Linked DNA regions of Homo sapiens: region 1 is linked to region 2. The links are chromatin contacts, found by Hi-C or POLR2A ChIA-PET in ENCODE. All regions are on one chromosome and are shown on one strand. The core of a region is the stretch at or near the end of the contact, and the rest is flanking DNA. Distances in the headings are between cores, read along the strand shown.

Region 1 (5,013 bases), core at 461-2,960, 650 kb after region 2:
GACGTAATGAAATTCCTCTAAATTTTAACAAAAACTAATATTAAAAGGTGTGGTTCTGGGAAAGTTATTAGCAGTAAACATGTCATAATTTTTATCATCTGATTATAATCACTATATCTCATTTTTGCTGTGTTTCTAAGTGACATTTTCCTGTAATTGCTCAGGATATATATACAATTGAAACAACACTCCTAAAAAACAACTAGAGTTAAAAAAAAGATTAAGTCTGGCAAGACCTTTTTTTTGTAAATAAAAAACCCAATATCTAAGAAATTTCTGCAAAACAATTTCCCATATGCTTAAACTATTTAACTAAAAAACTGTTTCATTGTTTGTTATTGAAAGCTCCAACTTAATTTGTTTTTACTTAATAGCTTCGTATTGTCCTAAGAAATATGTAACTCTAAGAGAGCAATAAAGTTAAATATTTACACGGTCCCACTTAACGTGTGAAATGGACATGTATTTTCAGCAGCCACATAACTAAATGCTAATCCCAATACCTAAAATTAGAAATCAGAAGTAATTATTTAATTGGAATATACTTTAACTTAGATAAAAAAAAAAAAAAAAGAAATCGTTTTAATAGGAGATTTTTAAAAAAGTTTCTCCGGAATCGACTCGGTTCATCAGGAAGCTGCGAACGTGATAAATGCGTTTGACCGCGCACCTTGTGTCGCTGGAGCTGAGAACACTTTGTTCCTTTTGTTTCACTCAACTTGCCGACATCTAACTCAGGGACACGGGTATGCAGCTTGTTTGACAAATAAGCCGAGATACACCGAACATATTCACACATACCAATAGACGATGATTGGAAGTTCAGGATGCAGTCAAAATAAATGCTTGCGTTTGGCCCAGGTTTCACATAACACCAGTTTCATAAGGCACTTAGGCCGCTAACGGAGCAGTGCCCCTGAAAATAGCCCACAGGGGACACATCATTTAAATAAATGTGTTTCTTTCCCTGAACAGAAGTTCAGTTCTGCTCAATTATCATTAATTTTGCTCCTTTATTTCCTTTGCGGGCGTGAACGGAGAAGTCGTGCTCTTTGAGGTTTTGCGAGCTGGCCTTGGCTGGCAGAGGTGACCGGCAATCCTTCAGCCGGCGGAAAAAGTGCGAGTGTGTGTGTGTGTGTGCTTGTGAAAATGTGCCGTTCCTCCCAGAAAAAGTGGAAACGTAGGTGGAAAGCTCAGCACATGTTGGCGACACCTAAAAACCATGTTCTCGGTCCTGAACCTTTAGAAGCGGTATCCCAGGAACGAGTCTGAGTCTGTGCAACAGGGCACAGATGATTCGACAAACTTCAATGACTGCACCGCATTCATGCATTATATCCATTGAAAAGTAAATCCAGCGTCTCCACTCGCGCGCCCACGTGCGTGGATAAACGCGGGAATTCGGCAGCCCTCAACGTCACTCTGCAGAGATTTCCGGGCTGTGAGAGAGTTGGGGTGTGCGGCGGGGGAGGGGAGGGTCTGATATCTTCAGGTTGAGAGTCAAGTCCTGGGGGAGCGGCATGGGCGGGGGTGGCCGGGGGGAGGCGGAGGATGGAGCGCGAACCAGAAAGCGCAGAGGACCCTCGGCCCGCGCCGCACCCGCTGTGATTAGCTCCAGAGGCGCGATCCGGGAGGGCGGACTCTTTCTTAACCCTCATTGTCTCCTCCTCCCTCTTCCTTTTTAAAAGACGCCTTGCGGGCAGAGCTGTCAGCAACCCCGCGGCCGTTTGTACTTGGCCGCGGCGGAGCTGACTCCTGCTCCTGTGACAGATAGGGGCTGGGGCTGAGCGGCCGCCTGTCTGGGGTACTCGCACGTGGGGAACAAATTCTTTTCCTCCGGCTCCTCTCGGGACCCGGCGATCGCCACAGGTTGGGACTCTGTGCGGCGCTGGAGTTGGCAGCCCCGGGCGCTATGGCTCCCTTGAGGAGTGGGGAGGGAGGTGGCCGGGGGGTTGGCGCGCCCCTCGCGCGGGGAGCGCTATGAGCCGGGCGAAGGGCGGCAGCGACAGCCCCAGCAACTGCCTCTGCCGGCGCCTCCCGCAGGCCCTCGCCAACTCGCCCCGCGCACCATGCTGACTCCCGGCCTGCGGAACTCGTAGTGCAGCCCCTGTCGCCTCCCCGGCCCCTGCTATCCCACGCAGGACTGGCTTCGGCCGCCGGGGCCAGCAGCTTGCGACGTGTCCCTGGGGAGGCGGAATCGCTGTGCGCCCTGAGCCCGGGCTCAGCCCTTCGCTTTCCAGCTGCGTCCTGCTCCCGGCCGCCCAGGGAGCCCAGTGGCGATGAGGGCACTGCTGGCGCTTTGCCTTCTCCTTGGCTGGCTGCGCTGGGGCCCGGCGGGCGCCCAGCAGTCCGGAGAGTACTGCCACGGCTGGGTGGACGTGCAGGGCAACTACCACGAGGGCTTCCAGTGCCCAGAGGACTTCGACACGCTGGACGCTACCATCTGCTGCGGCTCCTGCGCGCTCCGCTACTGTTGCGCCGCGGCCGACGCCAGGCTGGAGCAGGGCGGCTGCACCAACGACCGCCGCGAACTGGAGCACCCAGGCATCACTGCGCGTAAGTGCGGGGCCCTCGGGGACATATCCCCGCCCGCCTAACGGCGGCGGCTGCATGTGTGCGCGGGAGGATGCACAGACCCAGGCAGGTCTATGCGCCTTCCTGGGTCTGTGCGCCAGGGGGACGCGGCCGGGTGGGGGAATCAAGGGATGAGTGGGTGGTCGCGTTTCAGATCATGGTCCTCTATTCATTTGCAGTCCCGCTTCCCGCCACTTGCGGTCTCTGCGGGTCGGCCCGCAGGGAAAGTTTGCCAGGGACAGTGAGGAGCGCGGGGCTTGTGCCTGGTAGCCGGGGGGAAGACAGCTGGAGCTCCCGGGAGAAGGGTAGTGCGGGTAAAGCCAGGGTAGACTTGGGTTTTGGTGGAGGGGCCGAGGGTGTCCCATTGCTCGCCCTTGTCACTTCGGGAGCTTCGGGAAGTGCCGAATGCAGGGAATCGCGACTCTTGTCGCGCGCTCATTTGCAGCCCTTCAGGGCTAAGAAACCCCAGTCACTTTTTTTTTCTGTCTTAATGATAGCGTTTCTAAGCCACGGCCCCGTTCTGCAGACTTCCTTTCAATTCTCTGCATCGAATTACCCTCTCCGGCCCACCCCCTATTGTCACGCCTTTCAGAAATGCCCAGGTCTTCGAGGTGGAGATTTAGAAACAAGGGTCGAAGGGGCTTCCCCGCCCCCTATTCTCACTTCGGAAAACACGGGTCAAATTTCCGCTGACTTCAGAGCGGAATAAATCACGACCCCAGCAGAGAAAATTTACACCTTGAAAAAAAGTTTTCCACCTGAATCGGAACATCAGGGAAACGCTTTAGAGCTTGAGGCGAGGGTTTTATGGCCAGGGAAACCGGAGAAGCGGGCGGAGCTGAGAGCGGGTGACACCCCAGGACTCCAGAGAGCCGAGGTCTGGAGCCCGCAAGAGAAGGTCGCCGGGAAAGGGAAGAGAGGCTGGAGAGATCATTAAGGGTTCCCCAACGGCCCCTCCCCGCAAACTGATAACCCAGAGGACAGGGGAGTCTGCCCTCCATTAGTGCTCCACTAGAGGGTGAATGTTGGGGGTCAACATTTCCAATCTAGAGGATTCTGGAAGTAGTTCTGGAGAAAAGATGCTCAGCGGAAAGTAGGGAAATCTAGGCCCTCCTGGCCTGTTAGAAAAATATAGACTCTTCCCCACGGCTTCACTCGCTCACCCTGGGGGACCCAGCTGCCCTCTGGGAGTAAGTGCAATTGCCCAGTCTGCAGCACGGGCTTCCTCTGCGCTCCCTACTCGGCTCGGATGCCAGAGGACAGCAGAAGGGAGAGGCAGTCTCCACACTCACTGAGTCTGGGATCAGGCAAACCCTGATGGACCTTGGCTCTGTCACTTGCCGGCGGTGTAACTTGGGCAAGTTACTTAACTGCTCTGGATACCTCTTCTCAGTTCTAAAGTGGGCATATTGCTCTCAAAGGAGTTAAGTTGTTGGTGACGTGAGAGTGTATGAATGCTGGAGCGCAGGGCTCAGTAAATGGTAGTTACTTACCTTTGCCTTGCCTTGCACGCTGGTGCTAGTAAACAAGGGAGAATGGGAGGGACACAGAAGAGCTTACGCCTAGTAGCCCACAAATAATTGATAGTTACCTGTCCCTCACTAGCTCTGTCTGTGGGAATGCGCAAACTTCTCTGATGTATTTCCACATCTGGAAAATGGAGCTTATCATGTCCATCTCACAGGGTCTCCAAGAGACTTTAATCAGATAATGAATAAGAAAGAGCCAGGCACACAGTAGGGACTTAGTCAATGCAGGCTTTCTTTCTTCTACCTGTAAGCTGGAGGCTGCGTCTTAGCACGGCTCTATCAGGGGAGAGACCTGGAGAACTGCCCAAGGGGATGCCTCCGGGCTTGGGAATTTTATGTCTGCCTTGTAGAGAGAGAAGGAAATTGGAGTTTGCTCTGTTTGAGGGATGCTTTTATAGAAAGTCTGGGCCGTGGACACCAAGAATTGCCTGGTGATCTATCTAAAGTTCAGTCTGACTTCCCAGGCTTGGATGGGAATTGAGAGGCACGGCAGCTGGAGTGGGTATTCCAAATCTTTCCTGGAAAGAAGCAGCCAGAGCTGGCAATTTGTGGTGTATGGTAGGAGACACAGTCGATTGGGGCCCTCTGTGAATTTCTTTATACTGTTCTTTCTGGAGTCTCATAAAATCCTGGGTCTGTGTGTAGAGGGGAATCTCATTTAATAGGCCTGGCTCCCTTTGCTTAGACTGGAGATTATTGAATGGGAGATGGATTGCCAGCCTAAGAGAGGGGACAAGTCTCTTACTGCTCACCGTGATCAAACTACTAAAACCTGCATTTAAACCTAGAATTATTTTAACCCCTAAAACTCACCCTTTCCCTCTAGTGCCTGAACAGGAGAACAGATTCCGTTTTTTTTTTCTGACTTCCAGATGTGCAATATGATAGTTAATTGCTAACAGAGGCTACG
Region 2 (5,137 bases), core at 418-2,917:
CCACAGGCACTTCCTGTCCCCGAAATTGCATCGCTCATCCACGTCCCAAGGCCCCCCATGTCTCTGCTCGGGTGGGAAACACTTCGCAACTGTAAATAAAATGCCAAGAGCGTGCGCTCTAAGCCTCTCTCGAACGCACAGCCACACCAAATCCAGTATTTCTGATCGGCCATGGGGCCCTAGGTCCTTCTCACTCGAGGCTCCAGGACTTCGAATTTCACCAGCCGCCCCTCACCCCACACCTCCCCGGACCAGTGCGGCGGAGCGGGGTCGGTTTCCAGGCGCGCGTACCTGGACTCGCGCCTCTGTGAGGTCGATCTTCAGGGCCAGCTCCTCCCGAGTGTAGATGTCGGGGTAGTGAGTCTCCGCGAAGACCCTTTCCAGCTCTTTGAGCTGGGCACTGGTGAAAGTGGTGCGGATGCGCCGCTGCTTGCGCTTCTCGTTGAGGCCGCCGTGGTCCGTGAAGAGTTTGTAAGGAACTAGAGTATGACAGAGGAGACAGAAAGTGAGCAAATCAGCCGGCAGCTCGCCGGCCGTGGAGCTAGAATGTGAGGACTCCAAGGTCAGGTCATACGGCAGCCGCTACCTACACCCGCGCGAGAGAGTTGCCGAGAGAAGCTGCGGGAAGAAACCGAGGAAATTTGTTATCTGCGGAAACCTGGGCTCAAACTTCGGGCTTGGCGGAGTCCTTTCTGGCACAAGCGCCTTTGGGTGGATTGAAACAGCGCGATGTGACGGACTTGAGATAGTGCTTTCAGCAGGAAAAAACCAGAGAGGAAAAAAATCCAAAAACATCAGTCGGAATATCAGGGAGCCAGGAAAGAAGTTACCAAACAGTCCCACTTTGGGAACTTTTCAATTCTCAGAAAGTTGACCCGGCTCAAAAGTTGGGGGAAAGAGCTGCAAAAAAATAATAATAAATTAAAGAAATAATCATAAAAATGACCAGCCAAAGAGGTGTGAGCCGCTGTCGGTTCTTAAAAAAAGAGACACTGCCAGTAATGAGCTTTACTCTTTGTTATTTAATTATTTTCTAAGCTTTACGTCTCATCGCAAAGTAAATAAATTATGCCTATCATTTTGGCAGCTTAAGATAATTTTGTTGGCGGTTCGGGTGTGACTAGGATAGTGTAACCCTGTAAGTGAATTACCCCTCCCTGCAATCGCTTCTAACGTGATAAATTCTTTCATTTGTGTAAGCAAATTTCGTTTGGTAAATACTAAACACATTTCCATTTTCAAATGCAATCAAGGCTTCCTATATACGGGCGGAAAGGCGGCTTCCTCCGCTGAGAAAGCTGAAGGTCCTTACCTGCGGCGTACGGACTGCTCTGGTGGTCCCTGAGGGTGCCCAGGCTGCAGGATCCCGGCGTGAGGGAAGGGCAGCCGGACGTGGCCCCAAAAGTGGTCCTTATCGGGTTATACTGGAAGCCACTGGCCTGGCTGCAGGAACTGAAGTCAGCATAGGCTGAAGCCAGGCTCGAGGTGTCCATCCCAGCCATACAGGACTCGTAGGCAGAGGAATTGAGGTAAGAATATTCCATTTTATACATTGAAAAGGTTCTGGATGGCTCAGCCAAGTGGAAAAATGAAATAAAAGATGGATATGGAGAAGGTGGCTGGAGTGGGGAGATGTGCACAGCTCAACGCCTGCCTCCAAACTGGCCTCCTTACTACCAGCAGAGCCTAGTTTTATGAAAAAGCCTCCTATGAGATGCCTTGTCTGAGGTCTCTAGAGCATATAGTCCTCATAATAAACTTGGCTCTTTCCACTTGGACAATAGCAAAGCGGTTGGTCTTATTGCTGGCGCTTTTTACATGACAATAACTCATCCGTCTATTGGGCTGGCACTGGGGAACTGAGCTGTCCAACCTCCCTATCATTGATTCCTGCATCTCTAATTAGAATTTAATACCACACCATTACGCACCGAGCCCCTGATCCTCCCTTCTAACCAGCTCCCTGCCCTTTAATTCAATCACACTACTTGGAAATAATGAAAGTTGGGTGACGATTCTCCCTGATCCAATTTCCCCGAGCTTTTAAGCCTTTTTAACTGATCATATACCTTAGGCATAAATTGAGATAGTGTGTGTGTTTTCCCCCTTCTTCGTCCTCTTCTTTTTTTCCCCCTCGGTTAGGGAGAAGAAACCTTGATGTCATAGAAAACCTGTTTTGTAAGAGTGTTACACGCTCAATTTAACAACAAGCCTACCCCCCGAAGTGCATGAAATGTTATAAAGGACTGGGACATTGGCAAGACTCAGGCGCCCTGTAACATAGAGTAAGTGGGCCAAGGGGGTTTATGTGAACGATAAGCGGATTTCTTTAAAAATACACCTGGTAGAGGGGGTTAAAAAAAAGAGAGACAGAGAGAAAGCATCTTATAAATTGCATTTCTTCTTGCAGCTAAATGTGCTTTCAAGAGACTCAGGGTATACAGCCACTTAAAAATAATAATAAAAAAATCTGAGGAAAGCTTTCGAATGTGAAACATCTGGATTCTCGACCGTTGTGTTCTTTGCTCTCAGTTCTGTCTGTTTGCATTAGCGCAAGCCTTGGTTGGTTTGAGTTTCTGTGAGGTTGTTCGTTTTAATTACACCATAACTGGCAAGCGAGCATGAAGTGTACCCAAATGTATCTCCTCTTTCATCTCTTTCGGGCGCTCTCCCTCTTTCTCGCCTCTTTTTTTTTTTCAGGTGCCCACAATCCTCCACAGACCCGGGGATTGTGTCTGTTTGCCTTTTAGGTTTGCGGACTGTAGTGAGGGAAATTCTTGCCATGTAAATGCCCAGGCAAGGGCTCCAGGTCGGGCACCTTTCTTGTCCGATTCCTCAGGCTTTTGGGTGCTGGCAGCGAGGCACAGACAAAGGAGCGAGCAGTGATTTGTGGACTTCAGTGGCCCCATGATTTAAGCGGAGGGTAATTTTCATTTGGTTTGTTAGGCCCTAGCAGAATAAGGGAAACTATTTCATTAAATCCTTCCTCTCGGTGGACAAGAGGGGGAAAGCTTAGCTGAATCGCCGTGTGGTGTAAACAAACCCTGGATATTTTATATGAATTAAATGTGTAGATAATTAGTTTTATTGCATTCATTACCCCCTTTATGTGCTCTGTAACAAGTCAGTAATTAAAGTAACAAACTCATAAAGTCTTTATAGGGGCATTTAGGCGTTCAGTGTTTGCCAAACTAAGTGGTTTAATTCGATGCTAGTGCCGGGGAGTGGATGGGCTCCCGCTCTCCCCTGCCACCGTGTTTTATTGCGCACTAAACTGCCGCGGACGCAGTAATGGATTAAACGGGGACAGCGGTCCCCCAGCCTTGTGCTTCTTTGCAGGGTGAGTTTCAGGCTCGTTTCAGGTGGTTGCAAATCCTCGGGGCGTGAGGAAGCGCTAAAGTCGGGAGTGCAGGGAGCCGGACCTACCGAGGATCCTGGTGATAGTTTTATGGGGAGGGCTGATAGTTTTATTGCAGTTGTATGTTGTACAATGCGTATTTGATAAAGAAGGGCCCTTGGTGACCAGTGTGCACTTTTTTGTGCACGGGGGTGAAATGAAAATAAATGTATACAAGGTTTTACTGCGGCGGGAAACAAATTGCAACGCTCTAAATGGTTTTTCTTTATGGTCACCAGACAAGAGGAGAAAAGGGATGCAAACATCTGTCTTCAGTCCCCTAAACCTAAAGGCCAGCAAAGACGGATGCGAATCCAAGTGCTATTACAGCGGAGATTTGTCTTTATTTATCCCGCTCTCATGAATATGAATTTGCATTTGGGCCGGGAGGTGGCTGTATCCCTTTGGACTCCACACATGGAATTTCCCCCACGCTCATCCCCCTCCCCAACCACTTAAGGGAGGTGGGGGATAGGTTGTCAAGCACAAGGCTGAGATCGTCCAAGTTTCTTCGTTCCCTCGGATTTCGGGTTGGGGGATGTGCTTGCTGGTTTTCTGAACGCAACTCTGCCGCCGAGGCCTGCACTCAGGAGATGTGGATGTAGGGAGCACAGGCCGGGGTGTCCACCGCCAGCCCGCTCCTCTGCTGTAGGGTTTAAGCGCGTTTCCCTGCAGAAGAGAGTGACCAGGGGTGGTCAGGAGGTGATGAATTTCGGCTCCAAGGCCTATTTTTGACAGTAACCAGGTTCACACCCCGCTTGGCACTAGAGCCTTACTGCACCTGGGGTGTGTCTCCGCGTGGTGCAGAGCGCGCGCTCTACTCCGGAAGCTACGGCCGGGTGCCGCGCCACCGCTGTGCGCCCTGGGCCTGATCCCTACGCCCTAGTCGAGTGCAGGGCAGGGCAATTTCGCCGTGGGTCCTAGTTTGCTGACAGTTCCCAGGCCCCTTTAGCTTTTGGGGAGGAGGCGAGACTAGGACCTAAAAAGTGCTGGGAGCTCGGAGTAGAGGGGTTCATGTTGCCAGTTTCTGAGGATTGCTCTTAGGTGAAGATGTGGAACTTGGAAATTTAGGTGGTGCACAGAGGCACTTCCTGAGCGAAAGGGAGTGTTGGGGTGGGGAGTTCAGTGGGCACCTCAGGGGACCTGGATGCTGACGGGGCATCAGAGGGTGTCAAAAGGAGAAGCTAAGGGATCTGGGCGAGGTCTCAGCCGAAGGGCGCTGGCAAGGGAAGTGCTTGGCCGGGGAGGGTGCCCGGGGGGCGGTCAAGGGGCAGGCCCGGGGCTCTGTCCCTCCCGGTCCTGGGGTCCCTTCCCGTCCCGCGGTTCCGGAACGCCTCGCCAGCCCTCTCTGGGCGCCCCCTGCTGCCGGGCGCCCCCTGCTGCCGGCCGCCCCGGGTCGGGGTGCCGTGAGCCTTCTCGCCTTTGTACCAGGAGACCTTTCAGCGCCGGGCCCACACGGTCGGATGAGCAAATGCGCTTGACTTCATTTTCCCCTTTGTAGACCTTGTAGGTTTATTTTGTTCAGTGTCACCATCCCTCCCCCACCACCCCTGGCCTATCGTCCCTCTGCCCGTCTTTTGTGGCCCGGGGTCCTGCTTCTGCTTGGAGATGAAAGGCGTGCGGGGCTGGGCCAGGCCAGAGCCCCAGCCCCAGCGCCCTGTTTTGTTCCAGTTGTGCTTTCTACACGCGAGCTCTCCCCTAAAAGTTGTACTAAATGGTTAATTTAATTATTCCAACTAT

What was found. Hi-C counts contacts between places; a loop is a spot of excess contacts on that map. ChIA-PET counts read pairs that join two places held with the same protein, here RNA polymerase II (POLR2A). Pooled maps may share reads with other maps.
Region 1: a map of naive thymus-derived CD4-positive, alpha-beta T cell shows a loop between it and region 2 (14-fold over the local background). The contact joins the promoter of SHISA3 here to the promoter of PHOX2B in region 2. A Hi-C loop is called at or near these places in 1 of 168 maps with a recorded cell type or tissue (naive thymus-derived CD4-positive, alpha-beta T cell) and 5 of 50 pooled maps. POLR2A ChIA-PET finds 5 or more read pairs at or near these places in 1 of 52 experiments (OCI-LY7).

What each region holds. Positions count from the first base shown.
Region 1 is chr4:42,395,778-42,400,790 of GRCh38, forward strand. It overlaps SHISA3 (shisa family member 3), which reads left to right and starts at 1,711. Exons shown (of 2, transcript NM_001080505.3): 1 at 1,711-2,556. The coding sequence starts at 2,280. RefSeq lists silencers at 1,455-1,534, 3,175-3,224 and an enhancer at 1,759-2,648.
Region 2 is chr4:41,747,058-41,752,194 of GRCh38, forward strand. It overlaps PHOX2B (paired like homeobox 2B), which reads right to left and starts at 1,668. Exons shown (of 3, transcript NM_003924.4): 1 at 1,313-1,668; 2 at 292-479. The coding sequence starts at 1,553. PHOX2B-AS1 (PHOX2B antisense RNA 1) reads left to right here and starts at 1,292. Exons shown (of 4, transcript NR_187403.1): 1 at 1,292-1,529.